Linked DNA regions of Mus musculus: regions 1, 3 and 4 are each linked to region 2. Evidence: chromatin loops called from intact Hi-C (ENCODE). Cell type or tissue: heart. All regions are shown on one strand. Region 1 holds the start of Zfp777 (zinc finger protein 777). Region 2 holds the start of Zfp398 (zinc finger protein 398). Region 3 holds the start of Zfp212 (Zinc finger protein 212). Region 4 holds the start of n-TCgca57 (a tRNA gene).

What was found. Peaks named below come from ENCODE experiments on the same cell type or tissue, not always from the same donor. Only the 100,000 strongest peaks of a DNase experiment are listed, where the experiment ranks them.
Region 1: a loop joins it to region 2, with 3.0 times the contacts of the local background. A loop is called at or near these places in 2 of 42 quality-filtered maps.
Region 3: a loop joins it to region 2, with 7 times the contacts of the local background. A loop is called at or near these places in 3 of 42 quality-filtered maps.
Region 4: it touches region 2 in a loop (3-fold over the local background); 2 of 42 quality-filtered maps call a loop at or near these places.

What each region holds. Positions count from the first base shown.
Region 1 is chr6:48,044,654-48,052,653 of GRCm38, reverse strand. Zfp777 (zinc finger protein 777) reads left to right here and starts at 4,540. Exons shown (of 6, transcript NM_001081382.1): 1 at 4,540-4,668; 2 at 7,953-8,000. The coding sequence starts at 4,552. In heart, a CTCF peak has its summit at 4,066; DNase peaks (open chromatin) are centred at 4,093 and 4,743; H3K4me3 peaks cover 2,612 bases; H3K27ac peaks cover 2,181 bases; H3K27me3 peaks cover 1,032 bases.
Region 2 is chr6:47,830,858-47,838,857 of GRCm38, reverse strand. It overlaps Zfp398 (zinc finger protein 398), which reads right to left and starts at 3,197. Exons shown (of 6, transcript NM_027477.3): 1 at 2,938-3,197. The coding sequence starts at 2,961. It also overlaps a transcript of Zfp786 not described here. In heart, no CTCF peak of the experiment used is centred here; DNase peaks (open chromatin) are centred at 2,677 and 3,177; H3K4me3 peaks cover 1,754 bases; H3K27ac peaks cover 1,433 bases.
Region 3 is chr6:47,916,374-47,924,373 of GRCm38, reverse strand. Zfp212 (Zinc finger protein 212) reads right to left here and starts at 3,806. Exons shown (of 5, transcript NM_145576.2): 1 at 3,625-3,806. The coding sequence starts at 3,648. It overlaps Gm52899 (a long non-coding RNA gene), which reads left to right. Exons shown (of 3, transcript XR_003956427.1): 3 at 1,246-1,932. In heart, CTCF peaks have their summits at 3,644 and 3,846; a DNase peak (open chromatin) is centred at 3,683; H3K4me3 peaks cover 2,165 bases; H3K27ac peaks cover 1,407 bases.
Region 4 is chr6:47,976,065-47,984,064 of GRCm38, reverse strand. n-TCgca57 (a tRNA gene) reads right to left here and starts at 5,068; the gene lies at 4,997-5,068. It also overlaps the pseudogene Gm6443. In heart, a CTCF peak has its summit at 4,860 (motif pointing left); a DNase peak (open chromatin) is centred at 5,014; H3K27me3 peaks cover 4,950 bases.

The sequences.
Region 1 (8,000 bases), 210 kb before region 2:
AAGCAATTTTTTCTATGGGAAGTTCACAACAAAATTATATGTGATTATAGAATATATGAAATTCATGTTGGTAATCTTGAGGGGAGAAATACTAAGAATGCATACAATTACAGAAACAATTCAATACGCCATTGCAAGACACAAAATACAGAGAAACGTACACTCCTGCGAGATGTGAAGTGGAATACAGTCCAAGGCCCTGGTGAATCCCCAAGGCTAAAGAGAGCACAGCACCGTGACAGACACCGAGGATGACTGATTTCAGGACACACACACACACACACACACACACACACACACACACCCGTGCATACCAAAAGCCCATGGATGCTCAGGCTCATATCTAGCACAAGCAAATAACCTGAAAATACTTGTTATACAGTATTGTTTGGGGAATAATGGCAAAAAAAAAATCTGTAGAGATACAATTTTCTAGACTTTTCCACATGTATTTATTTTGTGATGGGGCTGGGGGAGTGCCAGTAGTCATGTGTGGAGGTCAGAGGTTAACCTGTGGGGGCTGGTTCTCTCCTTCCACCGCATGGGTCCCAGGGATCAAACTACACTCACCAACCAGGCTTGGGAGCAAATGACTTCCTTCCTAGCCCCAGATATCTATCTTTTTAAAAGAGCCTCTGCAAGAGCAGCAAGTACTCTTAAAGGCTGAGCCACCTCTCCAGCCCCTGTGAGGTAGAATAACTAATGCAAAGCAGGCTGTTAAAATGAAAGGCATACTGCTGAGTAGTGATGCACTCCCTGTGTCCCAGTGCTTGGGAGGCAGAGGCAGACAGAACTTGAGTTCGAGGCCAGCCTGGTCTACAAAGTGAGTTTCAGGACAGCCAGGGCTACACAGAGAAACCCTGTCTCGAAAAACCAGAGGGGGCAGGGGAAACATAGCTGGATGATTGTGTGGTGGCTGTGATGGTGGTGTACTTACTTACAAACCAGAGCACTCAGGAGGCAGAGGCAGAAAGATGTTGGGTTTGATACCAGGGATGGACTACATAGCAAGACGGTTCTAGTTTGTTTGTTTTTTTAACTGCTGTGATAAACACCATGACAAAAAGAAACTTGGGAACAAAACGGTTTATTTGGTTTATACCCTGTAACAGCACCTCATGAAAGGAAGCCGGGGCAGGAACTCAAGGTAGGAACCTGGAGGTGACAACTGAAACAGAGAACTTCTGCTTACTGGCTTGCTCAGTCTGTTTTCTTACACAGCCTAAGACCACCTGCCCAGAAATGGCACCACCCACATCAATCATCAAGAAAATGTTCCTCAGCCTTGTTGCATTGCTAGCGGGCAGTTCTCAACCTGTGACTCCTGACCCCTCTGGGGATTGAATGACCTTTTCACAGGGGTCACCTAAGTTTCACAGAAAACATGATTCATAATAGTAGCAAAATTATAGTCATGACTTAGCAACAAAAATAATTTTATGGTTGGTGGTCACCATAATAATATGAGGAAATCTATTAAATGATCAGACTGTTGAGAGAGAGAGAGAGAGAGAGAGAGAGAGAGAGAGAGAGAGATTTGAATATCCATAAGAAGTAGAAGATGGCAGGTAGTGGTGGCACATGCCGGTAGGATTTGCTGAAGGAGGCAAAGGCAGTTCGAGGCCAGCCTGGGATATACATTTTAAGCCGGGCATGGTGGTGCACGCCTTTAATCCCAGCACTCGGGAGGCAGAGGCAGGAGGATTTCTGAGTTCAAGGCCAGCCTGGTCTACAAAGTGAGTTCCAGGACAGCCAGGGCTATACAGAGAAACCCTGTCTCGGAAAAAGCACACCGTGGCTATGGTTTATTGGAAGGGCTGGGGTGCTCAGTAGTGAAGTGCTTGCCTAGCATGCCTGACGCCTTAACCAAGAGGATCTTGGGTAATCCAAACACTAAGAAATGGTAACAGTTTGAACTAATGAATAAGCCAGTTGTCCTTACCTATGCTGTATAGACATACTGAAATGTTGACATGCCATACTGTACTTCACTAAGAGCTCAATCCCAGGAATTCACATGTTGAAAGGGGAGAACCTTGAAGTTGCCCTCCGATCTCTACAGGCGCTCATAGCGTATGGATGACCACACCCCACCCCCACAACTCACACATAAATAAGTAAATAAATACATGTAAATAAATTAAAAAAAAGGGCTGGGGCTGTAGCTCAGTGGTACAGCTGTACTCTAGCATGCAAGAAGCCCTAGTTCAATTCCCAGTCTCAGTAATGCATTAAGTAAATAATAACTGCAACTGCATCAGTTGTTACAGTAAATGTTTGGTGGTTAGCCGGGTGTGGTGGCACACGCCTTTAATCCCAGCATTCAGGAGGCAGAGGCAGGTGGATTTCTGAGTTCGAGGCCAGCCTGGTCTACAAAGTGAGCTCCAAGACAACCAGGGCAATACAGAGAAACCCTGTCTCGAAAAACAAAAAAACAAAACAAAACAAAACAAACACCCCCCCCCACAGAAAAAATGTTTGGTGGGTGATAGGATTAATAACCAGAGTGTGTTTTTTATAAAACACTATAAACCAATGGAAGAAAAGCTATCCAACAGCGCAGGTACAGACTATGAAGAGAGCCTTGCAGGGTAAGAAAACTAACATTACTGCAGCAGATTTTAAAAAGCAATCAACTTCTTTAATGATGGCAACATAAATATATGTCAATAAGAATAAGGAGTTGCATTTCTCAACTTTTTGACAAACTTTCTAAGTCCCTTACCAGGAAATGTTGGCCAGGACATGAAAACAGGAAGTTATGCATGGTGGTAGGGTATGTGGGCACCGTCTCTGCTGAGCAGTTAAAGCCTGGGAAAGTTGAAGATACTCTATTCTAGAGCTGGTGAACAGCACAATGCGCTATGTATGTCTGTGATGTATATGTGGCATCCTGGCAGCAGGTTTGGATTCATTTCCCCCGAAGGATAATGAAATACTATATAGGGGTTAGAATGAATAGACCAGGTAGATAGACTTGTTTACACATACTGTATCCACCCAGATAACAAAAAGTTGCAACAGGATATGGGCTGAATAAATACAACTTATGTAAAACTTCAAGAATAGGAAAGCCAGTAGTGTGCACTGCCTGTGTATGCACACATGATACGCAATTCATAGACATATTGGGGGGGAGCACGTGACACTTCACGAATAAATGAGATGTCCTTGGCCTGGTGGTCTCCGTTTTTTTACTGAGAGCTTCATATTGCCCGGTTGCCTTCTAAGACAAGCTCCAACCCAGACACCCCCGGGGTTCTATGAAGTGAAAAAATTATTCTGGCTTTTCCTCTAGGTTCCAGTTGGGGTTCATTCATCCCTAACTGTAACCAGGACACCTGCTCAGACTTATTTTTCTTTTTTCATTCCATTCCCAAATCTTGGCAGCTCCTGCAAATTCAGTAAACGTGCGATTCACTGAACCTGTCCAGGAAAGAGGGTTCTCTCTCATGGTTGGAAAGAGTACAAGGGGGCGAAAACTGCAACTTGGGATCAGCAAGCCACTCCCGGCTCGGCCTCAGTTTCCTCCTAAGTAGCCCGTCTAGCCCCTTCCAACCCGTGCCCTCAAAGATTCCAGGAATTCTGTCCTTTCTGGCCGAAAACAACACTGAGGCTTTTCACAAAGCACTCCCACCCCCACCCCTCGCTCCCCTTGGATCCACAGCCCGCGTCCCTGGAACCCGGGCTGCACTGCGCTGGTCACATGAACTCCGGCTTTCTGTGGTGTGACGGCTCTCTCCGATCCCTTTGTGAGCGCAGGTTTTGAAAGCCAACGACCGGGTTCTGGGTTTGAGACGCGCAGGCGGCCGCGGGCGGAAGGCTGTCGGAGCCCATCGGCCCGCCTCCAGACCCAGCGCGCCGCGCGCCCGGGATTCCGCTCCGCCGCCTCCGCCGCCGCCGCTGCCCGCCGCTGCCCGCCGCGGCCTGGCCCGAGGGCGCCGGGCCGCCAAGACGCCAGGTGAGCCGCGAGGGACCGGGAGCCGCGACGGGCTCAGGGCGTGTCCGGCGCCGAGGCGGCCCGCGCCTCACTGTTCGCTCCTACCGGCTGTAGATGGAGCTGTCTGGGTTCCGGCCGCCTCCGACGAGCCTCCGAGCGCTCCTCTTGAAACGCCTGAGAGGGACATGCCTCCCAGGATGCAGTTTGTAGCAACATGGCAGCTGCGGTGCAGCTCCCCTGCTGAAGAGGCGCCGGGACGGCCGCGCAGCTCGCAGCCGGGACCCGGGCCGCAGCCGGGGTCGCAGCGTCGGCCGCTCGGGGCGGGCGAGCGCGCCGGGGGCGGCCGCAGAGCGCTGGGGCCCAGCTCGCCGCCCGGGCGCAGCCCGCACAGCCGCGCTCCGACGCCGCCACCGCCGCCACCGCCGCCCGCGCCCGCCCGCCGAGCACAGCCCCGAGCAGGCCGGGGCCCGACGGCCGCGCAGCCCCGGCGGGTGAGGCCAGGCCGCGCCGCACTGCCAGCCCGCCCACGGCGCCGGGCCTGCGTGGGGCTGCGCGCGGCGGCGGCGGCGGCGGCGGGGACTCGCACGGCGCGGGCCGGGCGGCGCGGGGCCATGGCCGAGGCGGCCCCGGCTCGGGGGAGGGCAGCCCGCGCGCGCACGGACGCGCGGCCTCGGGGCCCCGGGGACAGCCTGCGTGCTCCGGGCTCGGTGGCCCGGCCTGGGGTCTCGGTAAGGGCCGGGCGCGGCGACGTTAGCGGGGAGGGGGCGCCCTGGCGGGCTCGCGCGCCCCCTGGGGGGGAGGACGGCCGGGGCGGGCGGGAGCGGCGGCCGTCCGTGCGAGGCTGCGCGGCCGCACGGCTCCCGGACACGCGGCCCGAGGTGGGGCGCGGGCGGCGCGCTCGCTCCCTGGCTGCGGAGCCGGCGCTGCGTCCGTCGGGGTGGCCAGCGGCACGTTTTCCGCAGAGCTCGGCCCCGCGGAACGGCTCCCGGCCTGGGCGCGGTGCTGACGCGGCTCTCCCATTTCGCAGAGCGGAGACACTGAGGCACGGACACCCGGCGGCGACCTGCCCTGCCTGCCCCAAGGTCACGTAGCGAGTCGGCCCGGGCTAGGTGCCCGCAGTCCCGTAGAGGCCTGCCCAGCGTGCCGCGGGCCTGGACGGGGAGGGGTGGCGCTGGCGGCGGCTTCGCCAGGGTGGGCGGCCTGGGCTAGCCGAGCACTGGCTGCGGCCCGTCGGGGGAGGAGGGGAAGGCCGGGCAGCGCCCAGCCCAGCGACTCCGGTGTGGGGAGCAGTGTGATCCATAGCCTCTGCGTCAGGAGCACCCCGAGTCAAACTTGGGGTACGGATAAATGGGGTCTGGCGAATGAGAGCCTAAGAGGTTGATGTTCTTCCGAGGGCCATTCAATAATTAAACGCCCTCCCACCCAACGTGCTCTCTGAGGCACCCTGGCTGTGCTAGGCGGGTTTGCTGCATGGGAGTCCGTGCCTTTGAACCTGTTTCCATGTATACTGGAAGAGATAGGATAGATGGCTTCCTAAAAACCTCGCAGTTCTTAAAATAACAATAACAAAACACCTGGGAAATAAAATGAAGATTTTTTTTTAAACATTCTTACCTCTGGGCTTAGGTCTTCATGGCATGTAATTCTGAGTGAACCATCCTGGGTCATGTAAGAAAATGGCACAGCTTTTGTAAAAAGTCAGATGTGTGTCGTTATGCATGTTTCTAGTATGTTGGCATGGATCCTGGAGCCCCTAATCATTTACCACACAAGGGTGGGGAGGAAAGAGAGACAGGTAGAAGCTGTGAAATGTGGCGCAGAGGAATTCTAACGTTCCTCTCCTGCTAGCAGGTAGCAGCTTGAGAATTTGAGCTTATTCGATTTAGCTGTCTTTGCTTGAGGGTAAGGTCAAGCCACAGGTTTGCTGGAGCTGATGACATTGTATCAGGACTTGGGGGGGGGGGGGGCTATACCTTATGACCCTTCACCCCTTTCCAGTATTCCAAATCCCTAAATGGAGAAGGAAAAAAAAACCATTTTCCTTTGAGCTCTGTCTGATTCAGGTGGTTAGTAAAGATGTCTTGTCCTGCTGGCTTTTTTTTTTTTTCTTGTCCCAGGTAAAACTCTGTTTGGCACCTAACCTGCCCTCCAGGTATTCTTTTCCCTCTTCCCACTAATTATAAGCAGATCCCCTAGTCCTCCCTCAGGCAGACTGCCTTAATATGCCCATTGTGTTGGCTCTTGGTTCCTTTAGCTGTGTGGTTGAGGCTTCCACCTAAGGGGGCTGTCTAGTATGCTACCAACTTAATAGTGAAGGGTTGAGAGTAAAGGGGTCTTTGAACTCTTTCAGGGTTTGCAGAATTTTGTATTTGTATGTATTTTGAGACCTCATAATTTGCATTAGGTTTCCTATGGGGCTCTTGGCACTACCATAAACTGTATGTCTTTAAGGGATAGGGCCCTGCATCCCAACATGAATGCCTGTAGTAAGCCTCCCATAGGTGTTTTTAATCACCAAGCCTTTGACTCAGGACTCAAACCTATCAGCTGCCTCTGTCTATAATTGAGGCCTAGAGGTCACCTACACTCTCTGGAGTCTGTGTTACCTGAGGCAAGGTAGATAGAACCTCTCCTATTTTCAGTGTTTTCATAGGCTAAATGTGGCTAATAATTCTAGTAGTAGAATTTCATCAGGTTTTGTGAGGCTTAAATGAGATAATCCTTGAAAATGCTTAACACAGTTTATGGCACATAATAAATCCTACATATTTACTCTGCTAATGAGCCCCCGTATAACAGAGTATTGCTCATGCTTTCTCAAAGGTCTTTCCTGGACCAGGACTCAAAATCTCCAGTCCTAGCCTTAAAAGTAGGATGCTGCTTTTCTGAGTCACCTGTATGTGAATCAATGAACAAACTAAGAAAAATAGCTATGGAAGGTATGAAGTGGGTTTAGATAATTCTCTGATAGATGACAAAAGGAACCTCATACCTCATAACCTTGATACCTATCTTTCTCAGTAGGCATTTACTGAGCACACACAATAAGACTGAACATAAGGCTTATGCTAATTTCCGAGTGAAGAAAACAAGTTTTAATTACCTTCCTTACAGAGCACTCATAGAGAGCATAGAAGCTGAACAGATTCCTTGAAGGAATATTATGAAGAAAAGAACAAAAATTGTCATGGAAAAATTCCGCTCAGATCCAGTAAAGGTATTGAATGGCTAGGAAAATGAACTGGGTACTGACAGAAGAGTGTGGCGTCACCTCCATGGTGGTTTAAGATTTTAACATAGATATCAAGATGGGGACCAGAGTGCCAAAAGAAAACACATCTTTCTTCTGCTTCTAGTCCCCAACACTCTTGTCATACTCAAAACTAGGTTAATGTCTCATGGCGTCAATCACCACAGGCCTTTCTTCCTAGTCCCTACCTCAAGAACCACAATGAGGGAGCCCAGCCCAGCAATGTACACCTGTCCCAGTGAACCATCTACCTAGGAGACCTGGGCTCCTGAGGAGGCTGAATTGCCGGTGTTAGCCGTCACCATGTCTCACTGTCCGTTACTAGTAACAAAAGCCAGTTGCAGTACCCCAAGTCCATCCAGCCTTTGCAGACCTTTGCAGACACACGAAGGCAGGAGTCACGTGAGCAGGCTATAGAGAGCAGGGCAGCAATAGGTATTAACAGAGCCACCAGCTGAGCGTTCTGATTTCTTCTCAGTCCCCTTCACCTCCTACACGCCATTCATCACTTTTGAAATGTAGGGGAAATATGGCTCTGTAGAAAACAGAAGGTAGCGTAACCATCTTTTATGTGTTGTTCCTAATAGAGTATCATCGATGTCTAGATCAGTGACACTTTTGGAAGAGATTTGCTCTTTTGGAATGTGTCTTCTTGCTTCCAAAACTGAGAACCTTTTAGTGTGAACGCTTGTCTCTTGGATTGTTTTGCCATCTGGAGACTGTGACCTTCAATCCTGTCTTTCCTTCTCTCCTTGAACACAGGTCCAGCAGCTGGACATGGAGGACGATCGCTCGTCACCACTGTCATTC
Region 2 (8,000 bases):
ATGTCAGAAGAAGAGAATCAAGTCCCCCAAGTTGTCCTTTGCACTGAGGAAACTGAGTTAGAAGAACTGCTGTTAAGTTTCAGTCCAGTCTGGCTATAGAGTGAGTACCAAGGCAGCAAGGGCTACGGATAGCAAGACCTTAACCCCAAGTCCTGATCCGCACCCCCCCTTCCCCAAATCTAGTTAAAATACATATTTTCATTCGGTGAATGTGAAAAGGAGATGGTGTACTTTAAGTGAGCTCTTAGGTCATGGATGCTGCATCTACTGATTCAGGGAGCACACAGGGAGGGCAGAAACTTATCCAGATAGCACCCTTACTCTCCAGAGATGACATGATATCTTACTGTAAGTAAACTGAAATAGGCCAGGTGGTAGTAGCACACACTGTTATTCCCAGCACTAGGAGGGCAGAGACAGGTGGATCTCTGTAAGTTCAAGGTCAGCCTGGTCTACAGAGAGAGTTCCAGGGCAGTCAGGGATACAGAGAAAAACCCTGTCTTCAGAAGAAATAGAAAAAGGAAATTGAAATAATTAGACCTAAACTCTTTTACTCCTCCCCACATCAAGCCTATTAGAAAATGCTTTCTTTCTTTTTCAAAGAAAGATGTTTCATTTTATTTAAAGCAAGTCTCTCCACTTGAACTCTGAATACCAGCCCTCCTAACTTATAAAGTACACTAAAAAGCAAACCAAAAACAAAACAAAAGACAGCTGGTGCGATGGCACATGCATTTGATTCTAGCACTTACAGAGGCAGAAATACTTCTGTGAGTTCAAGCCAGCCTGATCTACACATTGGTCAGTTAGGGTTACATAGGTGAGACTCTGTCTCAAGAAGACCCAGTAGAAGTAGTAGTAGTGGTAATGGTGGTAGTGGTAGCAGTAGCAAAAAACTGTCAACAGTAATAAAAAGTTGTCAATGAAGTGCTCAACAGAAATGAGGCAGTGCCCAAATCCCAAGGCTCAGTGACCATTGAAGAAAAAGGGCAGCAAGACTCTGAAATCCAGAGTTGGACTGGATCCAAAGAGTTTCTTCGGGACATGACAGGACTACTGCACTCATGAACTCTTATCAGCTATGGCCGCCTGCATGAAATCAAGCAAGTCAACACTATAGCATTGAAAGGGACAGGGGCATGAGCTCCCACTCATAACTGCAGAGTTACAGACAACTGATAGCTTCTGGGGAAGAGAAAACCCAATTTTTAAGGTTGTGGCCCCTGGTAAATCAACCAAACTCCAGTGGATGCCCTACACCAAGGAGTATATGAGAAGTACCTCATGGATCATTTTTTAAAAAGGACACAAAACTGGGGACACTATGAGGGAGGGAGGAGTGAATCTGAGAGGAGTTAGGAGCAGTAGGGTGAAATGGTCAAAATACACTCTATTAAATTTTCAAAGAATAAAAATATTTTTAAATCATTTAGATTTATTTATGTGTATCTGTATCCTGCCTTCATGTAAATATGTGACAACATCTACATGCCCAGTGCCCTCAAGGGTCAGAAGAGGGCATCAGATACTTTGGAATTAAAGTTACAGATTGCTGTTAGTCACCATGTGAATGTTAGGAATCAACTCGGGGCCCTCTGCAAGAGCAACTGGTACTTTTAACTGCTGAGCTATCTCTCCATAACCCCTAAAAAGATTTCTTAAAATTAAAATTAAAAATATCAGTATTTCCAAATTCTTCTTCATAAAACAGTCTTGCCCTGGTCAGTACCAAAGTCACTGAGTCCAAGTGATTATTGAGGACTTTAAATGTGCTCAGTTCAATTGAGATGTGTTGTGTTTAAAATCTCATTAATAGTTTTATAATATTACTATTAAAATATTTTTATACTTTGAGCTAAATAACATTTCACTGAATTAACTGAAATTAATTTCCTCTTTCTTTTTACTTTTTTTTTTACTTTTTTCTTTTCTTTCTTTCTTTTTTTAAAGACACACACTCTGGCTATTTGGCCAAGCATATACTAAAATTTCTGATTCTCCTATTTTAAACTCCTCTGTGAGCCACCATGTTACCATCATGGTTTAACCTCCTAAACATGACTACTAGAGAACTAAAAGTATGTGACAGTTTTCAGCATGGCATATACCTATAGCATACACCATGGGCTCTACTATCTTTTTTAAGGGTTGGGGGAAAATTAAACTTGAAGGGTATTCCCCTCTACTCCATTCCCCGCCCCTCCCCGCTGCTCCCCTGGTTTCTTCTTTCTTTTTTACTTCCTATCTACTCCTCTGCAGACCTGCCTGACTTCTGACTTATTTAAAAAGTCTCTTTGAGCTGACCAAAGCCTTCTTAGGTGGCAAACAAAAGCAATACTTTCCAATCAGAACGTTCTGTTAAACGACCATCCCCTCTTCCTTAATGGCTGTGTGCAGGGACTGTGCGGGTTGTCCTGGTAGCCCTGGCATCTCTGGTGCATGCACGGCTGGGCCCACTGCAGGCCTGCAGCAAACAAGCACACGCACGACTGCACTACTGGCTAAGCCTGCGCTCGGTCGGCCTTCCAAGGTCCCCGCGGCGCCACAGCCTGCCCTCCCGGGCGCGCGAGGCTGTCTGTCCTCACGCAGTCCATAAGGACACACCTTGGCTTTTACCTTCCCCGCCACGCAGGTGACTGTCCTGCCGCACCTAGCAACGACAGCTCTCGCGGCTGTACAGAATGGCTGGTGGATTGCAAAAACACCTCGAGCCCACTTCCCCGTTCCGCGGGCTGACGCGGAGCACCGCGGCGCGTGTAGGTTAGAAACTGCAGACCCTGGTCCCGCGGCGTCGCCCGGCGCTGCGGTCCGCGGTGGCCTTGCGGGGCAAACGACAGCCGCAGACCCACGCGGGCCACAAGGCCCGCTGCCGTCCCCAGCTCCCTCGCCTCCCCCGAGGCCCGGGTGACAGAGACGCCCGTCCATCAGCGCCCTTACCGGAGCGGCGGTCGCCTCAGCCATGGCCCTCCGCTGCCCGGTCCTGTCCCGGGAGTCGCCACCACACGCAGGCCCGGCTGCTCAGTGCTCTCGGCAGACGGCGAGAAGCGGTCTCGCGTTGCTCGCTCTGACAGGACTCGCGCGGCAATCGGGCTTCCGGGGGCGCTGGGACGCAGAGGAGCTGAGTAGCGAGCAGCCTACGCCGCACCGGCTGCAGCCGCCCCTCAGCTGGCGCTTTGTGGGCAGCGAGTACTGCAGGCGCTCTGCCGGCCTAGACGCGCCCCCCTCCGGTCGGTCCTCCCGGGACAGCGCGCCCCCTGGCGGCCCCCGCATCCGGAGCGCCTTCCCAGAGGTCAGCTTCTGAGAAAAGAGTTTTGGTGAACGCAGATCCAACCTACTCGGGTTTCCCATCCATCTGAGAAGACCCAGCAGATGCTACATAGTTTAAGAGCCAGGGAGCGGTGTCCAGGCTGGACGATAGTGTAATCGGCTACCAGAGTGAGCTAGGTGGGAATGATGGAGTTATATCGTTCGTAGAAATTACAAATATGACTTGTATTGGCACCAGAGATTCTGATTATTTTGATTATTGTCTCACTTGGGCTTGGATGAGAAGTAGAATTTTTATAAAGATTTGTTTCTTTTAATTTTATATGTATAAATGTTTCTCTACACTTGGATGTCTACTGCCTATGGAGGCCGGAATAGGATGCAGGATAACCTGGAACTGGAGCTACACACACAGTTGTGAGCCAAACCCAGATCCTCTGCCGAGCTCACTCACCAGCACCGACAAGTGGACTACTTGAGCCAACAGAAATAAAGCTTGTGGTTAGATTTGCTGGATCTGGACTAAGGACCAACAAAAGACAGAGTTGTGTGTTTAACAGCTTGTGTGGCAGAAAGATAATCACACAGCCATAACTTTCCAGTATTTCTCTTTTTTCAAACATGTATGAACCAAAGTCTTCTCAGACATTTATCTCAGTAAATGAAATGAATCCATTCAATGCCCTCAACAGTAGACTGTCTATAGTGCCCCCACAGTATAGGGATCTTCCTGCTGGGCCACTACCACTTGAGTGTACTGTGAGTCTTTATAGTGTACATACAAAGCAATATCTTGTGTATACTTTGAGTCTACTTGAGCATGAACTGTGGTCAGATGGTGCATAGTTGGGAGTTAAAACTACCGTTCTCTAAACTAGAACATCACTATAATGGAATGAACTAGAAAAAGAAGAAAGAAGAGGAGGAGAAAGAAAGAGAGAGACAGAGATAGAGAGAAATAATTGACCTCAGGAAAATAATTAGTGATTTTATTATTAAAAGACATAATTTTTAAATGTGGCCTTCGGCCTGGCAGTGGTGATGCCCATCTTCAGTCCCAGCACTTGGGAGGCAGAGGCAGGTGAATCTGTATAAGTTTGAAGCCAGCTTGGTCTACAGAGTGAGTTCCAGGAAAGCCAGGGCTACACAGAGAAACCCTGTCTCAAAAACAAAAACAAAAAACAAAAAACAAAACAAAACAAAACAAAACAAAACAAAACAAAAAAAGGCCTTAGAAAGCAAGAATAAAGCCTGATATGATGGTACTTGCTTTTAATCCATGCACTAGGAAGCAGAAACAGGAAACTTTCTGTAAGTTTAAGGCCAGCCTGGACTCCAAAGCAAGTTCTAGGTCATTTGGAGCTCTACAGTGGAACCCTGTTTTAAGGGGGTGGGTGACTAATTTCCAAACTCTCTGTTTCCCTCCTAGTTGTCAGATGCTCCTATGGATATGAAACATGAACATTTGTATGACTAAACAATCCTTAATCCTTTAACTTTTTGAGGCATGTAGCCCAGGTAGTGAAGGATGACTGTGACCTCCTGATCTTCCTGCCTCTACCTCCCAAAGGTTGGATAAGCAAGACACATTCAACTGAGCCCCACCAAGCATCAGGGCTAGCTCTGTCTGTTCAAAATAATGATGCCATCACCAAGCTGTTAAATGTTTCATCCTCTAAAACAGTGGTGTAGAGAGAATATCTTGTGTATTGTATGCATATATCACCTGTCAATTAAAAAGCCTATGGCCTTAAATAGGAGGTAGAACATCCAGGAGGCAGAAAGGTTTCTGGGTATGAGATTTGTCCAGGACGACGTGATGAGGGATGTATGAGGGATGCTTCTTCTGGTCTCCACCTCCTGCATTCACATGATGCACAGAAACTTACAAAACCTCACACACATAAATAAAAAATGAATCTGAAAACAAACAAAGAGGACTGGAGAGGTGGCTTGGTGGTTAGCAGCACTTGTTGCTTTTGCAGAGGACTTGGGTTCTATTCCCAACACCTACAAGATAGCAACAACCATCTGTAGCTTCAGTTCCAGAGGACCTGACATCCTTTTCTGGCCTCCAGGGACACTTCATACACATGAATACAGACATATAGGCAGGAAAACCAAGACCCATAAAATAAAAATGAGTATATCTTTTAAAGAGAGACTTATATATATCCTCATGTTACAACATATAATTGTAGTCCGGGGTTGACACCTCAGAAAAGTGAAAGCATATGCTTACCCAGAGACCTCCAGTGGTTGTTTGTATTGGCTTTTGTGCCAGCTAGAAAGTTAAAACAGCCAAAATGTCCCACAGAGGAGAATGGTTGCTTAAACTGGCAAGTTTATTTTTGTTTTTGTTTTTGTTTTTTTGTTTTGTTTTGTTTTGTTTTGTTTTGTTTGAGACAGAGTTTCTCTGTGTAGCCCTGGTTGTCCTGGAACTCACTCAGTAGACCAGGCTGGCCTTGGACTCAGAAAACCAACAGCTTCTGCCTCCCAAGTGCCTTTAAGCCCAGCACCCAGAAGGCAGAGGCAGGTGAATCTCTATGACTTTAAGACCAGCCTGGTCTGGATTGTGAGTTCCAGGCCAGCCAAAGCTAAAGATAGTGACTGTCTTGGGGTTGGGGCAGGAGAGAGTTGCAACATAATCTAATTGTCCCTGTAAGTATATTCTTTTTCTTTAACTAATACTTTGATGCCTGCCCATGTTGCCAGAATAAGACTCATTTTCTACTTGAGGAGTGGATTAAAGAGAAATCTGGGGGAAATTATACCTCGCTGCTTCTCAAACTCATTACTTCATCCTTGTACTATTAAGGCCACTTTTAATGGTAACAATTTAAAAGTAATCTCAGTCTAGCCTGAAGGTTGTATTCCCGTTTGGGGATTTATACTTCATTTTCTCAGAAGTATGACTAATAGTCAACTTACTACTTGACATCAGAGAGAAGGGAATTCTTGACAGAGAGCAGGAACAATATAAGGTCAATTGTGGAAACAGTTTTTAGGGACTGGAGGAGACATGGCTCAGTGGTTAAGAGCACAAACTCCTCTTGTAAACAGAGTTCAATTCCCAGCAGCGTATCAGGAAAGCTGCCTGTAACTTCAGGTGCTCTGATATTCCTCTGACCTCCTCAGCATAGCTGTAGCCATTTTGTTCCATGCCTGCCAGCTATTTCATATTGTTGCTGTAACATGTCTGCCAGTTGCTGACACAGAGAAGTGACTTGGCTTAGAGCAAGGACATCCTTACCACACACCCTGTTTTGTTCTCTTTGAATGGACTGTATGAGGTTTGCAAATCTTAAGAAATCCCACAAAGCTTTATGTAGGACCCATCAAATCAAAGGTCAATAAGGACTGTTATGTCTAAAATAGCTTGAATCAGAGCTAACCACTGGGCAGCCCTTCCTGCACCTCCGTATGAGATCATTGTGGTTTTTGTCACTAACACTGAAAAATGCTACTAATAAGCCAAAAACTTATGACTATAATACTCATGTTCTCTTATCTCGATGTTCTGAAATTCCTCTGTTAACCATCCTCCACCACCCCCTAACCTTACTCAGGACCAATCAACTTAAAGGATTATTATAGCTGATAATACTTTGCCTAGTAAGCCAACTGCTTCCCCCCCTTACCCTTGAAACTTTTGAACCTGTTTTTTTTTCTGATAAAAAGTCTACCCCGAGAGTAGACTATTACCACAATTTGGTTTTATCTTCTTGTGGTCCTGGATGTCCAGTATTATGGTGTGCATTCAATTAACTATTCTTGCTTAACTGAAATTGGTGTACATATGGTTTATGTGGCAATTTCCTGAACAGTATGCAGACATACTTGCAGGCAGTAAACAAACCCTACCCACAAAAATCGTAAAAATAAAGAAAAACAAACAAACAAGGACACCCCCCCCCCCCCGCAAGACTGTTTGGCAAGGTAGTACAGGCCTTTAATCACAGTACTAGGGAGGCAGAGGCAGGTGGATCTCTGAATTTAAGGCCAGTCTGGGATACATGGTTAAAATTCATTTTGATGGTGGGTTTTGGGTGGGGTGTGTGCTGGAGGGTAATGACATGTGGGAGTCAGAGAACGCATTGTAGAATGGTTTTCCTTTTTTCATCTCTACCCTGATCTCTGGAATGAAATGAGGTTGTCAGGCTATAGCAGCAAGTGTTTTGTCTACAGAGCTAACTCATCGGTCCCCAGTATGATATTTTCTAAGATAAACCATTCAATTAGTAATATATATGTGTTCATGTCACTATTCTATGCCAAACAGGTACATGTACACTCCGGGACTATTTAATTTCTCTCTCTCTCTCTCTCTCTCTCTCTCTCTCTCTCTCTCTCTCTCTCTCTCTCTCTCTCTCCAGACCCATAACACTCCTGGAAAAAATTTGAAGTTAATTGTCCAGGGATATTAACTGTCTTCCATTTTTGCTTCTCCCTTTCTTATTTTTCTGTCAGTGTCTTACTCTCTTTCTGGGTTTCCATTTCTCCCACGTCCCTTCTGTAGCTTTCTCTACCACTTTATGTATTTCCTTTAGAATCTAAGGCTTAGATGCCATGTGTGCTCCGTCTTCACTCCTAGGGTACACCTGTGACCTGCTGCAGAAGCCTGCTGCATGAGGGTTAACCTTATTTCCTAGGGCTTCCCCAGTCACGGGAGGGAACTCCACGCATGCGCAGGTCAGTGGCGTGCTCTCAATATGGATGGACAGGATTTGTGG
Region 3 (8,000 bases), 86 kb before region 2:
TTAGTTGTTCATACTAGCTTCATTTCAAGCCTTGACAGTCCTTGTAATTAGGGACAACTACAACGAATGAGGCAGAATATCTCGGTCCTCTCCATGGGTTCTAATGGGCGAACAATAATACCCAGAAAAAGACACTAAAGTCTTTTTCTGCTAAATAAATGCTATATTTGAATATTCTATAATAATGAGTTTTGATTGTCAATTTTTAAATCTACCTGAAGCTATGTAATTAGCCTCAAACTAGTTTAAAGATGTCATTTCAAGATGGAGAACTGAATCTTTTTCCATTATAAGTAGAGAAATACATTGGACCTCTAGCTACAATACACTTCTTAGCCAAGCTTCTTTTAATTGTATTGTTTTGACAATTGTTCTCATATCCTTTTATAGTTCAGCATTTGCATAGACATCTTTTGCTGTATTTACTATAAGCCAGAAGGCTGGATTTTTCCTGTCCTGGCAATCTTTGCCTTTTAACTCAATTATATTTATTGTAACTGACTTTCTAGTCTTTAGCAATCATCCTAGAAATTATAAAAAGTATATGTACAAAGGCCACTAGACTTCTTAACTCCAATCTCTTCTCCTGAGCTTCTACATCAATGCTGTCATGTAGTTTAATTACTTGTCATTAACTCAACAAATTACTGTCCTATTCAACCAGGCATTTAATCCTAGCACTTGGGAGGCAGAGCCAGGAAGATCTCTGTGAGTTCAAGGCCAGCCTGGTCTACATATTGAATTCCTGGACAGCCAGAGTTATGTAGTGAAGCCCTGACTCATTCTTACAGTTTCTCTATAAGAGAAACCCTGTCTCAAAAAACCAAAACCAAAAGGAACCCAAGAAATGAAGAGAGTTGTGAAGCCAACTTTGAGAACATTTGTTTAACAATCACATTTGATGTTTATGAAATCTTTCAAAGGACTTATTTTTTTCTTCTTCGAGACAGGGTTTCTCTGTATAGCCCTAGCTATCCTGGAACTCACGCTGTAGACCAGGCTGGCCTCGAACTCAGAAATCTGCCTGCCTCTGCCCCTCCCAAGTGCTGGGATTAAAGGCGTGTGCCACCACCGCCCAGCCTCTGTTCATATTTTAAGAGTTCCCACTTTCTGTTTTTTGGGTTTTTAAGTATTGTTTATACTACTTTTGAACTGTTGCATAAAATGATGGGTTTATGATTTACTATAAATTTCAAATATTATTTACACAGCTTTTCTCAGTATTTTTTATTTTTTTATTTTTAGTTGTTATTACCAGGACATGTATGTGGCCAAGCAAAACAGAATCTTCAACAGAAGAGATGTGTGAGAATACAAATATTTTCAAAATATGTTCAAAAACAGTTGAAATAAATTCTACAATGTCAGGACGATTAAGTTCAAGTGTAGTCTGAGATCTTGGTGGACCTTTCCTGCTTCCTCTCAGTGAGCTCTGTTGGTGATCACTAGGCTGGGCACGGCCAGGAAAGGAGTGGGTTGGCTTTCTCACTTCACTTTAGTGCTAATAGGAACCTACCTAGAGAAAACACTTATTTTACAGGCTGCATCTGGGTCTCAAGGGAGCCAGGTGCAGAAACACCATAAGCACCAGAGTCATGTTTTCTGTGAAGTGGTAACTCCTTGAGAAGAAACACAGAAAATCCTCCAGTCCATCCATTCTAATTAGTTCTTACCCACTTCCTAGAATAAGCATAGTGAATTTCAATCAAGGCAAAACTCTCAACACAAATTTTACTGCATCTCTTTTTCACGAAAAGATCTCAGGATTCCCAAAGTATTTCTGGACCCAAAAAGCCAAGATGCACAACGATAGGCCGCCCACTGGTACTGTCCAGGAGTCTGGAAATGAGACACTTCTAGGGGTCTGGACAGTGTTTGTTTTCTCTGCCAGTTAAAGAATTAAAAGGCGGGAAAAACTCAAGCCCCCCAGGTACCATCAAAAAAAAAAAAAAAAAAATCTCAAACACTACTGACAGAATCCACAGTTGAAGAAAAGTGTTTCCTGGGAGTGAGGAAACACATATGCAGCAGACAGAGAAAAAGATATTCTGCAAAGCAGGGGAGGGGGAACTCAGGAAGCTACCAGATCTGGGAGGCTGGAGCTTCATCCTCTAATTTAGAGCTGTTCAGGTGAAGATGGCTGATTGCTCATAGTTGTTGTGCAATAGGCCATGAACTTGTAGAGCTAGTCCATCAGCAGGGGACCTGCTGGTGGGAGACAAAAGACTAAAAAGCCTTTGCTTTAAGCTGCCAGTCTTGCCTCAAGTCAGGAGCATCAGGAAGATAATGTCCATCTTGGAAATCTGTCTGCCTAGCCAAGGCCTCTCTCCCTATCTGCTTACCCTGCAGGGGGTCTGTTTAACTCCTGGTCTCTTATTTACACCTGGATGCACAAGTAGGATTGCTCCAAGTTCAGAGCCAGCCTGGTCTACCTAACTGGTTCCAGGCAGCCAGGGCACAAAGTAAGACCTTATTTTGAAAGATTAAAAAACAAAAACTAAACAAAACAAAAAGACAAGAAAAATACTTATGCCTGTAATATCTGCAAGTTGGGAGTCAGAGGTAGGAGTTTACAGTCATTCTCAGATAGGCTAGGCTGGGGCACATGAGAGTTTGCCTCAAAGCACAACCACTACCAAACAAACCCCAGCAGAATGACTTACACCTGTAAACTTAGCACTGGGGAGGCTGAGTCGGGAAGATTGTCATCAGCTTAAGGACAGCCTGTGAGGCTCTGTCTCAACAGTGAAAAGCCAGTTCAGGTCCATCTATCCTATTTTCCTATGTTAACCTCTACTGTGACACAGTATGAGGAGACTGGAGCCAGAAAAAAAAAAACGTAAAAATGCTTACAAGGAACTCAACATTCTCAATTCAAGTTAAGGAGACAAAGGCCTAGAGAAGTGAGCATAGACTGCCTTCCGAAGACCATGCACTGAATATATAGATAGATGAACGCTGAGTTACGGAAGATATTCCTCAAACCAATTTTCAGTGTCTTCACATTCTCTGAAAAGAGAGACAGCTGGAAGAGGCGGTAAGCGGATAACAATGCGCACCCACAGTTTTGTAAAAACAAAACAAAACAAAAAACAAGCAAGCAAACAAACAAAAACAGCAAATACACCAGTCCCCAAGGAGAGAAGGCTTCAACCTGTGGCTGCAAACTCAGTACAGATAGCTATGGCAGAACATGGCAACCGGAGCAGAGCCCCACTGGTCGGAGAGAAGCCCTAAGTCCTGGGGTCTTCCGTAGCTGAGCTCAAAGGCAACAACCCAAACCCAGGGTTTTATCCCGCGCCTTCACTCCAACTCAGAAAACGAGTCCCTAGTTGGCACGAAGCAGGAAAATATGTGGGCGCAGTCACAAACAATTCAAAAAGCCTCGCAGAAGTTTCTGCGGAAAGACGCAGAGCATCCGGGCTCTGAGCCTGACGCAGAAGGACCCAGGGAGCAAGCGAGCGGGCGGGCGGGCGGAGGGCGAGGGTACCGGGAGGGAAGTCAGCATCCGCCGGCGCCAACGGCCGCGGAGGAAACCAAGCCTGCGACCGAGCGCCTCAAGCCCCGCCCCGGGCAGGGCGCTGTCTCCCCCAAGGCCCTCCCGAGCCGGCCGGAGCACCTTACCCGAGTAGGCGTCGACTCCGCCATGGTCGCAGTCGCCCCACAACACCGACTGGCGGGATACTGCTCGAACTGTACGCCGCTCCGCCAGACGTCCTCACCCTCCTGGAAGCCGCCGCCGCCGCCGCCGCCGCCGTGTTGATACAAGGTGCATTCTGGGAGCGCTCCCCACCCCCAAGAAGAGCGGCAGCGGCTCCTCCTACCGCGCGGTATTTCTGTTGCGCCACTGTGCTCCTGGAAGGGGAACAGCAGCCTGGAAATTCAGTCATTGAGTGTGGGGTGTAAGCGTAAGGATTCTCAAAATCAAGAGCATTTTCTGAATTTGAGTCCTGCACTCCGCGAAATGCTTTAAGAGATTCAAATATGTGCAAGTTTAAAAAGGCGCGGGAAGGAGAGAGAGAGAGAGAAAGGCGTAGGGAGGAGAGCGTGGGGACTAGTAGAAAAGGAGGCTAATGGGGGTGGATGTGAACACCATACGTTCTGGACTTGCATGCAATTGTCAAAAATAAAAATAATTTTTAAAAAATGTGTACAAATGTGTACACCCTTTTCTGTGAGGGAAGAACACAGCTGAAGCTAAAGAAAAGGTGAATTCTCATAGGCAAGTGATTTTCTTCCATGCTCACCTATGACTTGGCTTTTTCTGGTCAATCCATTATAGAGTGTTAATTATGGTAATCACTTGCATTGCAGAATTCAAGATAGCCTTAATCACAAATAATTAACCTAGTCCTCACCGGGCAGTGATGGCTCATGCCTTTAATCCCAGCACTTGCGAGGCAGAGGTGGATGGGTTTCTGAGTTCGAGGCCAGCCTGGTCTACAGAGTGAGTGCCAGGGCTAGAAACCCTGTCTCAAAAAAACTAAATAAATAACCTAGTCCTCATGCCAGGGTGCCAGGGTATTAGAGGCAATGTGTTCTGCATTCTGGCTTGGAAACATCTGGCCACATCATTACCACCCCAGCGCTCAGGTGTTTGAGGCCAGCCTCAGCTATATAGTGAGTTTTTGACTAGCCAGAAATATCTAAAGAGACATTGATCCAAACAACACCCCCAAACCCAGTACTTGCAGTACTCAAATGCCTCATTTCCATTACATTGTCCTGGACATGCTGAGTGAGAATGACATGAGTTTCCACTAAGTGTGAATAGCTTCCTCTAAGAATTCAAGTACTCTCACTAGACTGGTCCCTTCTTCATTTTTCTGCAAATGATCCCTGTCTACACTGACTACAACTAACAACTTTCTCTAGAACCCAAGCCGATGGCCTGCTGAAAAAAAAAATTCTCAGCATCTGTTTTAACAGGCACTTAAAAACCTACATTTATATTAAAATAATAATAATTTTTTTAAAAGCGCTGACTCATTTAAGCCCCCCACAGCAGTCTGGGTGTGTCTGTGCCTTCATTTTATCTTTGTTTGTTGCCTTTGTTTGGATCAAATTCCTGCTTGACTCCATAACCGTGTCAATCAGTTGAGTGTGTCTACTTGTCCCATCTCATCCCCTTTCAAGCTGAAGGCAGAGGTAAGTCATTGTCCTGAACCAGCAGTCACCTTGAATCCCTGGAAGAGCAGAGTGTAAAGGATAGATCATGTCTCAGATAAGGGCAATTATCCTTGTGTGTGAAGCTGTACCCTGGAGCAGACCTCATCTTGTAAGAACCAGATGGATCCTCTTAAGCAATTCAATGGCAGCAAGAAGGACTTCTAATCACTTCACAGAATCAGAACTGGGACAGCGATCATCTAGACCATTTATTGACCAAGACAGCTTAATTACGTGACAAGGACTAGCCTCAGCTTGGAGAGGTGTTCTGAGTGGAGGAGTGTCTGGGAACAGTGAAACAAATGACTCAAAGTCAAATTGTGGGTCCAAGCTGACGGCCTATGTTCTGCTGTGGATGGCTTTCCAGACCTCTCTATGTGTTCAAGACAGCTTTTCAGAACACTCCCTGTGTTCTTCTCTGCTTGAGACAGCTTTTTCTTGCTAGTCTAAAAACTCTCTGGATAGCTCATCACTTGCAGATCAAAAACCCAGTTTTTTATTTACCTATCAATTCAGTCGCTCCCTTTTTATTATCCCATGAATCGGCATCCAATGACCCCAGCCCCTCAATTCTTCTAGAAAGAGAGAGCAAGCACAAGCACAGACAATAAGATATCTGGGTGGGACCCAGAACTCTGCCTTGAAACTTCCATCCCTACTAATAGGCCAAATCTTTTAAGTTTAGACCTCATTTTAGAGAACCTGATCTAAGTTTAAGTTCAGGTAAACTAACAGGCTCTTCTCTAGCATTAGTTTCCAAGTTGCCCCTCCAACAAAACCGGAGCCCAGCTCCTGTCTCTAGGCTAATCCCCAACAAGACCAGCATCTCCAAGTTATTCCCCCAACAAACCTGCACCCCCAGGTTACACCCCCTGCCTAACAATGACCAGTGCAGAGGGGGGCAGAAATTAAGCTTATGATATGACTCCCAGCACCAGCCAATTATGTTAAAGGCTACAGCAGCTTTCCAACTAGATACTTGCACACTTACCCCCTGCTTGTTGCTTACTATAAAGCCTTGCCTTGATAGATATTCGTGAAGGCAGTGTGCTGACGGAGGGGGGGGGGAAGCTAGCGCAAATAAAGACCTTGCTGTGAGTTACATCAGATCAGCTCCTGACTATTTTTGGGGGGATCACTAACATTTCCCTTGCACTACCACTCCTGGGTCTGAACCTAGATTTTCTTTGTCCCAGACTGACCTTGAACTCAGGAATCTACCTACCTTTGTATCTGCTTGTCTTTGTGACTTTCTGACAAGATGGCTCATAGTGCAGCTGACTCTGTTCCTTTAGATCTGTGAAGATCCTTATATAATTCATATTGCATCCTATGTTTTGCATAGTTGAGGTATTATATATTTTTGTGCTCATGTTTTCAGCATTTTCCCCACAGCCTTAAGGGCTGTCCTGAAAGTCAGTGTTCTACTGTTGTAACCCCCAAATTACTGGTACTAGAGAGACTTCAGTGTTTTAGAGACAGTTTGCCTCTGTGTTCCCCATCAGAGACTCCCATCCTCCCTCCCCCTCCCCTAGTGTTAGAATGGCACTCAACACTCCTCCTGATAAGCAGCAAAACTCCTGGAGACCTTAGAGAAATAACAAGCTCAAGGGAGACCGTAGAAAACAAGATAGACAGAGGTCAGGTCACAGACAGACTGGCCATAAAATTAGTCCTTGAACAGATACCCACCCTCTACTCCCCTTTCCTGTAAATATTCACACTATTCTTATGAATATAAATCCAGTGTTTTCTGGAAACAGGGTTGCTTCCCAGCATTCACACAGTGAGTGCTAGGTGGATGAACCAAGTTCGAACTTGAAAATAAAGGACTCTTTTTCGAATTGCAGCAGACTTTGCAATTCTTGGGTTTCCTGTGAACTCGAGGCACAACACTACCATTTTGCTGAGACAGACACACCCTCACCTCCCGGACTTGTGCTATCTCTGATTATCATGGAATCATTAACCTTGCAGAGAAGCCAGTCCTCTAGGGAGGAAGGTGAAACATATGTACACTATTATGCAAACCAACCTGATGCCCACAGCAACCATTAACACTCATGGAGGCCTATGCCCTGCTGCCTCTGTACTGTCCCCTACATGGCCATGCTGGACTCGGCAATTATGTATGTTTTCTTACCCCTTGTTCCAATTTTATATAAGCCAAAAAATTCTGTTAGTAACCCCAAAACAGAGTTAATTCACTGGACCCCTTAATCTTTTTCCCAGCTTGGCCACATTAATTACCTCTCTTCTCTTTGCTTTTCTTATTTCTTTAAAAATTCTCTCTCTCTCTCTCTCTCTCTCTCTCTCTCTCTCTCTCTCTCTCTCTCTCTCTCTCGTGTGTGTGTGTGTGTGTGTGTGTGTGTGACATGTCTTTAACCCTAACACTTGGGAGGCAGAGGCAGGTGGATCTCTTAGTTCCAGACCAGCCATAACTATATAGTGAAACCCAGTCTCAAAAAGAATAAATTATTTTTTTTTAAAAAAGGCACAAATGCTGGAGAGAGACACCAGCACCCACATGGTGGCTCATAACTACCTGGTATTCCAGTTCCAGGGGATCTGACATCCTCTTCTGGCCTCTGAGGGCTCCTACATATAAACTCATGCAGGCACACAAACATACACATAAAGACAAACATATAGACAGTGTGTGTGATGGTTTGTATATTCTTGGGCCAGGGAGTGGCACCATTTGGAGGTGTGGCCGTGTTGGAGTAGGTGTGTCACTGTGGGTGTGGGCATAAGATCCTCACCCTCGTTGCCTGAAAGTCAGTCTTCCACTAGCAACCTTTGGATGAAGATATAGAACTCTCAGCTCTGCA
Region 4 (8,000 bases), 150 kb before region 2:
GACTTTTGACTGTCCTCAGGCCACTTCCTCGTACAGTTGCTCCTGCTTTTATGGTCTACAGCTGAGCAAGACTGTAGTGACAAGTCACTACACACACACACACACACACACACACACACACACACACACGAAATCTACATAGCACCTTCTTGATCTTTGAAGAAGCTGCCAGTTCAGTTCTCCAGCTTGATTTTTTTTCTGTGTCCTGCAACCAAAGTATGTTGGGGTGTGAGGTGGCTTAACAGATAAAATCTTGGATCTGAGTGCCTCTCTCAGAATTCTCAGTTGTAGGAATTGACTCCCTAAAGTTGCCTCTGCTCTACGACATGTGCTGTGACACACACATATGAACACATAGTATTCACACACAATAAGAAAGTAAACAATTTAAGAAACTGTAGGGGTCCCGGGTGTGGTGGCACACACCTTTAATTCCAGCCCTTGGGAGGCAGAGGCAGGCGGATTTCTGAGTTCGAGGCCAGCCTGGTCTACAAAGTGAGTTCCAGGACAGCCAGGGCTATGCTATACAGAGAAACCCTATCTCGAAAAAAACAAAAACAAACAAACAAAACAACAACAACAAAACCGTAGGGGCTGGAGAGATGGCTTAGTGGTTAAGAGCACCGACTGCTCTTCTGAAGGTCCTGAGTTCAAAGCCCAGCAACCACATGGTGGCTCACAACCATCCATTCTGGTGCGTCTGAAGACAGTTACAGTGTACTCAGATATAATAATAAGTAAATCTGTAAAAAAAAAAAAAAAATCCCAGCACTCAGAAGGCAGAGGCTGGCAGATTTCAGAGTTCAAGGCCAGATCTGGTCTACAGAGCAAGTTCCAGGACAGCCAGGGCTACTCAAAGAAACCCTGTCTCAAAAAACAAAACCAACAAAAAGAAATTGTTTAAAAAATATAAAGTAGAAAGGAAATATAAATATAAAGTAGAAAGGAAAGGGAGGGGAGGGACTGAGGATGCTGATGGGGTGAAAATGACGAAAATATATTATTATATACCTGTGTGAACATGTCATCATAAAACTATTATTCTATAATTATATGCCAATATATAAATATATAAATATATGCCAATAATTACTAAGGGACCCCTGGTTTAAATCCAGATGCCATCTTTGAATGAATCTTTCTGAAGCCATTTTAGCCTCTGAAGCTAACTCATCAGGCTGGAAAATCTCAGCTCAGAGTCCATTTGGGAAAGTTCAGCTCCTTCAACTTTGAGTGAACTGTTGTGGGTTTGCTCACAAGTCTTTGATATGCCTCTTTGAAGGCTATGAAGCTCAATTGACCTTCTTTTGAATGAGAGATGCCTTGGTAACACCATTCTAATGAGTAGGATGTAACAGAAGTGAAATAGTCACTTCTGAACCTGGTCACTGAACACACTGATGACATCTGCTATTCCTTGGATCTCTGGGAGAAGTCAAGGGAGTGCCATGGGGACACATGGAGCTGCTCTGTGAAGAGCCCCACGTAGCAAAAAGGGAGACCTCCTTCCCGTACCAGCAAGGCACTAAGTTTTTTTTCCAACAGCCATGGCAGAGGGACATCTTGGAAGGCTCCTCCTGGAACAGCTGCCTGTACCCTCATGAGAATTCAGAACCAAGGTAAGTCTTCCCCACATTCCAGCCACTGGAATCTTAGACACAGAACGTGCCCTAGGGTGTCCAAGTGGTAACCAATGCTCAAAGAGCCTGCTTTGTCAAACTATGAAAAGCTAAAACAAAATTTGAAATTCCAAGTGCCTCAATTTTGGTTCCCCATTCTGCCTTGCTCCTGGGGTGTGGGAACTCCATCAGGCAGATGAATCAGGAAAGCTAGACTGCATTCACCCTGTGCTGCCATCCAGTGCTGGGCTCGTAGGAAGCACCATCAGTGGATGGGAAAATGCAGCCTAAGATGTGGACCTCAAAGCCAGAGATCTACCTGCCTCTGCTCCTGAGTGCTAGAATGAATGTGTGTGTGTGTGTGTGTGTGTGTGAATTCCATAACAATATATATTTAACATATATAACAAAATATTTTTAAAGGAACCTTAGAATTAAATCTGTTTATTTCCCCTACCCAGGCAAAGCTTGTCAATAATTTAGTTGGAATTCAAAGAATCTCTTAAGTTAATTCTATGAGGTTTAAAGCATTTTATAAATGGAATACAGACTACTTTATTTTATCTATTTAGTGTACAATATCCCTTGGGGTTTTAGACTTTCCCAGGTGGAGGAAATTCTGTCAGTATTTTGATTGAGTTACTTCTAATGCTTCATATTTTATTCTATAATAAATGTAATTTTATACAATTGTTTTCTATTGTGCCTGAAATATAGAAATTGACAAATGAGATTTTTTTTCCTCAGTTGTCATTACTATGATGAAATTCATAGAACATATAATTTACCGTCATTACCAAGTGAACATGCACAGTTCAGTGATATTTTTAAAACCTCCATAACGTTGGAGGAGAGGTGAAGTGATCAAGAGTACCTCCTGCTCTCGCAGAGGACCCAGGCTCAGTTTACAGCACCCACATATGTGTTGGCTCACAAACACTAGTAACTCTGGTTCCAGGACCTCTGAGGGCATCATGCACACACTTAGTACACATATAAGCATAGAAACACTCATACACATAAAATAAAAATACATGTTTAAAAATAAAAAAAATCGGAGCAGGAGAGATGGCTCAGCGGTTAAGAGCACTGAATGCTCTTCTAAAGGTCCTGAGTTCAAATCCCAGCAACCACATGGTGGCTCACAACCATCTGTAATGGGATCCGATGCCCTCTTCATACACATATACATTAAATAAATAAATAAATAAATAAATAAATAAATAAAAATTAAAAACCAATAATGTGAGTTGGAGTACACACATAAGTAAAAACCCAGAATGTTCTGTAGCTAACAGCACCATCACTGTGTATCTCTTTCCATAACTCATCCTTCAAAATTGAAACATTTATTAACCTCCAAGTCTCCAGCCTCCCTCTTCCCTGCTCCTGAAAGCCAGTGTTCTCTTCTGTCTCTGGATGATTTGATGACTTTAAGTACTTCCTATAAACAGAACCATACAGTTTGTGTGTGCACTGCACAGTACACCTTTTATTTTCTCATTTATTTGGGGTGTGTGCGTGTGCACCAGCCACAGCATAACATGGAGGCCAGAAGACGACTTAAATGGGAGTCTGTTCTCACTTAGCCTTTAATTTTGTTTTTATTTATTTATTTATCTTTTTGAGATAGGGTTCTCTGTGTAGACTTGACTATCCTGTCTAGAACTTGCTCTGTAGACCAAGCTGACCTTGAACTCACAGAAATCTGCCTCTCTCTGCCTCCTGAGAGCTGAGATTAAAGGTGTGTGCCCCAGCACCACCTGGCCTTTTTATTTTTATTTTAATTTATTTTATGTATATGAGTACACTGTAGCTGTACAGATAGTTGTGAGCCACCATGTGGTTGCTGGGATTTGAACTCAGGACCTTTGGAAAGCCTGCCCCCCCCCTTTTTTTAAATCCTTAATGTGGTGCAGAGGTTTGAACTAAGTACTTATAGCGCTTTACCAACTGGGCAGTCTTCCTAGCACCCACACTTGTCATTATGTCATTAAATTGTCTTCACTTAGCATAGTGCCCTTGCTGTGGCATACATTTGAATGTCCTCCTTTATGTTGTTGTTTTGAACAGGGTCTTGCTGTGTATCCCTGACTGGCCTAGTTGATCAGGTTGGCTTTGGTGTGTACTACAATGTGTCTTCATTGGGTTTCTATAGCTGTGATGAAACACCGATAAAAAGTAACTTGAGGAAGAAGGGGTTTATTTCACTCGCACTTCCACATTTCATTCATCATCAATAACAGTAGGGAAGTCAACTCAAACAGGGCTGGAACCTAGAGGCAAGAGTTGATGCAGAGGCCATCAAGGAGTGCTGCTTACTAACCAGTTTACAGTTTACAGTTTTAGAGGGTTACAGTCCCTGATCGTCATGATGGGGAACATAGCAGCAGGCTGGCAGGCATGATGCTGGAGCAGTAGCTAAGAGCTTACGTGTGCGCGTGCGTGTTTGAGACAGGGTTTCTCTTTGTAGCTTTTGCTGTCCTTGAACTCTCTATGTAGTCCAGGATGGCCTGGAACTCTGAACTTGCAGAAATTTGCCTGCTTTAACCACTGTTGGGATTAAAGGCACACTAAGAGCTTACATATTATTCAAAAGTTGAAGGCAGTGAAAGAGACTGGGCCTGGCATGAGCTTTTAAAACCTTGAAGCCTTTCCCCTCTCCCTCCCACCCTCTCAGTGATACACCTCTTTCAACAAAGCCACACCTCCTAATCCTTCACAAACAGTTCCACCAAACTGGGAACCAAGCATTCAAATTTTTGAGCTTATGGGGGCTATTCTCATACAAACCACCACCCCTCAGTGCCTTCTTTAAAAAACAAAAAAAAACTTGAATTAAATTTTTGTCATATATGTACACTACATTTTGCTTGCCCATTATCACTGCTGCCCATGTTGCTTTTGTATTCCTGCTACTGTGAATAAACACCACAGTAAACCTATGCTGGGTTTCTTGTCCTTCACCTCAATTGTGCTCTCTTACCAAACCCCAAGGCCAAGGGGTCTTTGAGCTTAAGCCCAGTGTGTAGATCAACAAGGAGAAACTATTTTGGTCGATGCTTTTGTCAGCTGTGGGGGAAAAGAAAAAGCTCAAAGGAAATGAGACTAAGCCCTGCGCAAGGGAAGTGAAATGTCAATGAGCCAGGTCATCTGTGTAGCTATGCTTCCAAGCAAATACTCTATCAGTGGTTTTGTTTTCCCAGTTTCAGCTTGCTCTCTCTCTCCCTCTGGTGGACACCTACTACCGATTCTGATTTCTTCACCTCTTAAGAAATATCTTAGGAAATGTCCTTCTTTTTCCACATCATTATTTTTTTCTCCTAAATGGTACTTACCACACACTCAAAAGAGTGCCCCTCGACTATGGGCCTGTAAGGGGGCACCCGGATTTGAACCGGGGACCTCTTGATCTGCAGTCAAATGCTCTACCACTGAGCTATACCCCCTGCTGGCAGAAAGAGCCTCTCTGAACCAATTTACCTTCTCTTTGCTGTTATGGCCACACTAGCTGCGAATGATTCACATTAAATTTTAATAGATACAAAATAAAAGGAATTTACTGGGCCACAACAGTGGAACTATCAGAGAAGCCAATGAATATCAGGAATTCAAACACTAGAACTCTATCTCTTTAGCTTTGCTTCCCTGCCTTTTTTTGTTTGTTTGTTTGGTTTGGTTTGGGTTTGTTTTTTTTTGTTGTTGTTGTTGTTGTTTTTTGGTTTTTTTTTTTGGAGTTTGTTTGTTTTGTTTTGTTTTTTATGGCAGGGTGAGATATTGAGACAGGGTCCTACTATACAGCCCAGGTTGGACTTAACTGTTTTCCTCCTGCTGCCTGAGTGCTGGGGTTATAGGAATATGCCACTGAACCCAGCTTTGGTTCCTTAGTAAGTCAGCTTCAATGTTTCACAGGCGTCTCTCCATGCGGTAAATAACCTGTAAGCTCACACCTCATACTTAAATCTCCAGAAATGAGGCTTGTACCTGACTTTGGTTGGTCTGGTGTGGTTTCTGCTCCTATCCATGCTGCACAAATGCAGGCACGGGACACAAAAGTGGCGTGAAAGGCCTTGGGTTTCAATCACAGTGATAAAATACTATAACCAAAAGCAGCTTGGAGAAGAAACCTTGGCTTCTCTGTCCCAATCACAGCCCGTCGTTCGAGGGAAGTCATCGCGTGAACAGGTAGGGACAGAAACATGGTGGCAGGAACTGGAGCAGAGAGGGGCAATGCGGCTCACTGCCTTGCTCGGTTTCCTTTCTTTTACAGCCCAGTACCACCTCCCCAGGGATGGCACTACCCACATCAATCGTTAATTAAGAAAATGTTCCAGAGACTTGCCTACAGGGCAATCTGATGGAGGCAGTTCTCAGCTGAGATTCCTTCTTCCCTAGTACATTGTCAAGTTGACAAAAAACTAGCCTGGACACAGTTGCACTTAGAATATGAGTTCACGGAGTGAAGAGAAGTCAGGGGTAGCTAAAATGAGACTAGAGCAGGCCATCCCAAAAACTCACTTGAGATTACTACGTTAAAGAAGACTAAACACTTCTTCAGGAAAACACCAAATGTCGAATGACACCGATGCAGCGGGAGGGTCCGGAGGACCCGGGGGCCCAGGATTAGGAGTCCATCGCCGGCTTCTGCAGAGGATTCCGCAGCGGTCTTGGGGCCGCGGTCGTGGTCTAGGCCGTGGCCGTGGTCGAGGCCGCGGGGCTCGTGGAGGTAAAGCTGAAGACAAGGAGTGGATCCCTGTCACCAAGCTGGGCCGCGTGGTTAAGGACATGAAGATCAAGTCCTTGGAGATCTACTTGTTCTCCCTGCCCATTAAGGAATCTGAGATCATTGGCTCTTTCCTGGATGCATCCCTAAAGAATGACGTTCTGAAAATCATGCCAGTGCAGAAGCAGACTCCGGCTGGCCAGCGGACCAGGTTGAAGGCATTCGTCCCTATTGGGGACTACAATGGTCACGTTGGTCTTGGTGTTAAGTGCTCCAAGGAGGTTGCCACTGCCATCCGAGAGGCCATCATCTTGGCCAAACTTTCCATTGTCCCTGTGAGGAGAGGCTACTGGGGGAACAAAATTGGCAAGCCCCTCACTGTTCCATGCAAGGTGACAGGCCGCTTGTGGCTCTGTGCTGGTGCGTCCCATCCCTGCCCCCAGAGGCACTGGCATTGTCTCTACTCCTGTGCCCAAGAAGTTCCTGATGATGGCCGGTATAGATGACTGCTACACTTCAGCCAGAGGCTGCACTACCACCCTGGGCAACTTTGCCAAGGCCACCTTTGATGCCGTCTCCAAGACTTGCAGCTACCTGACCCCCGACCTCTGGAAATAGACTGTCTTCACCAAGTCTCCTTATCAGGAATTCACTGATCATCTAGTGAAAACCCACACCAGTCTCTGTTCAGAGGACCCAGGCTCCAGCTGTGGCTACCACATAAGGGTTTTTCTTTTTCTTTTTTTTTTTTTTTTTTTTTTGGTTTTTCGAGACAGGGTTTCTCTGTATAGGCCTGGCTGTCCTGGAACTCACTTTGTAGACCAGGCTGGCCTCGAACTCAGAAATCTGCCTGCTTCTGCCTCCCGAGTGCTGGGATTAAAGGCATGTGCCACCACTCCCAGCCACATAAAGGTTTTTATACAAGAAAAAAAATAAATGAATTAAGTCCGCTAAAAACAAAACAAACCAAACAAACAAAAAACCTAAACACTGAGTGTTTGCTGGGTAAATAAAAAATGACTGCCAATGACTGTGGCAATAGGCTTTGGGTGCCTCCATGAAACAGAACAATAGATTATTTAGTCTGGTGTCAGGAATCCTGTGGATGTTTGAGCTAACAGCCAAGGGGGGAATGCCTGATGTGAGGCAAAAGCAAAAGTAGTCGTGAGTTAGATGCTGTGGAGAACACAGAAGAGGGAATGCTCTTTAGCGGTGAGCATGGCTGGAGACCAGGCTATTCTCTTCGTTCTTTGGAAAGATTACCTAATAGATAGGAAGGTGGGGGGGTGGATTAGGGGGTAGATGGCTATAAGAACAGGGGGAAACAGTGCCGTATAAGAGGCTTGGAATAGCTGTGCACTTCTGAGAGGTAGGAGAGGAACCTAGAAGAGAGATGCCCAGGCATAGTGTTTGTGGTACAGTGGGGACTCCCCCCCAAAGACAGAATTAATAAGTATCTGAATTTTCACTGAAATTCTGGGGAGAAAAAGGGCCACCAGACCGGCCAGTGGTTTGGGGTCCTGAACTACAAGTTCAGAAACTGGGGCTAGAGTCCACATGTTCTGAAGTCCAGATGTTCCACTCCATCCTGGGTTTCCCACTTTAGTGTCCTTGTGTTTCAGTCACACTACAACCTTCTGGGCAATCAGGCAGTGTCT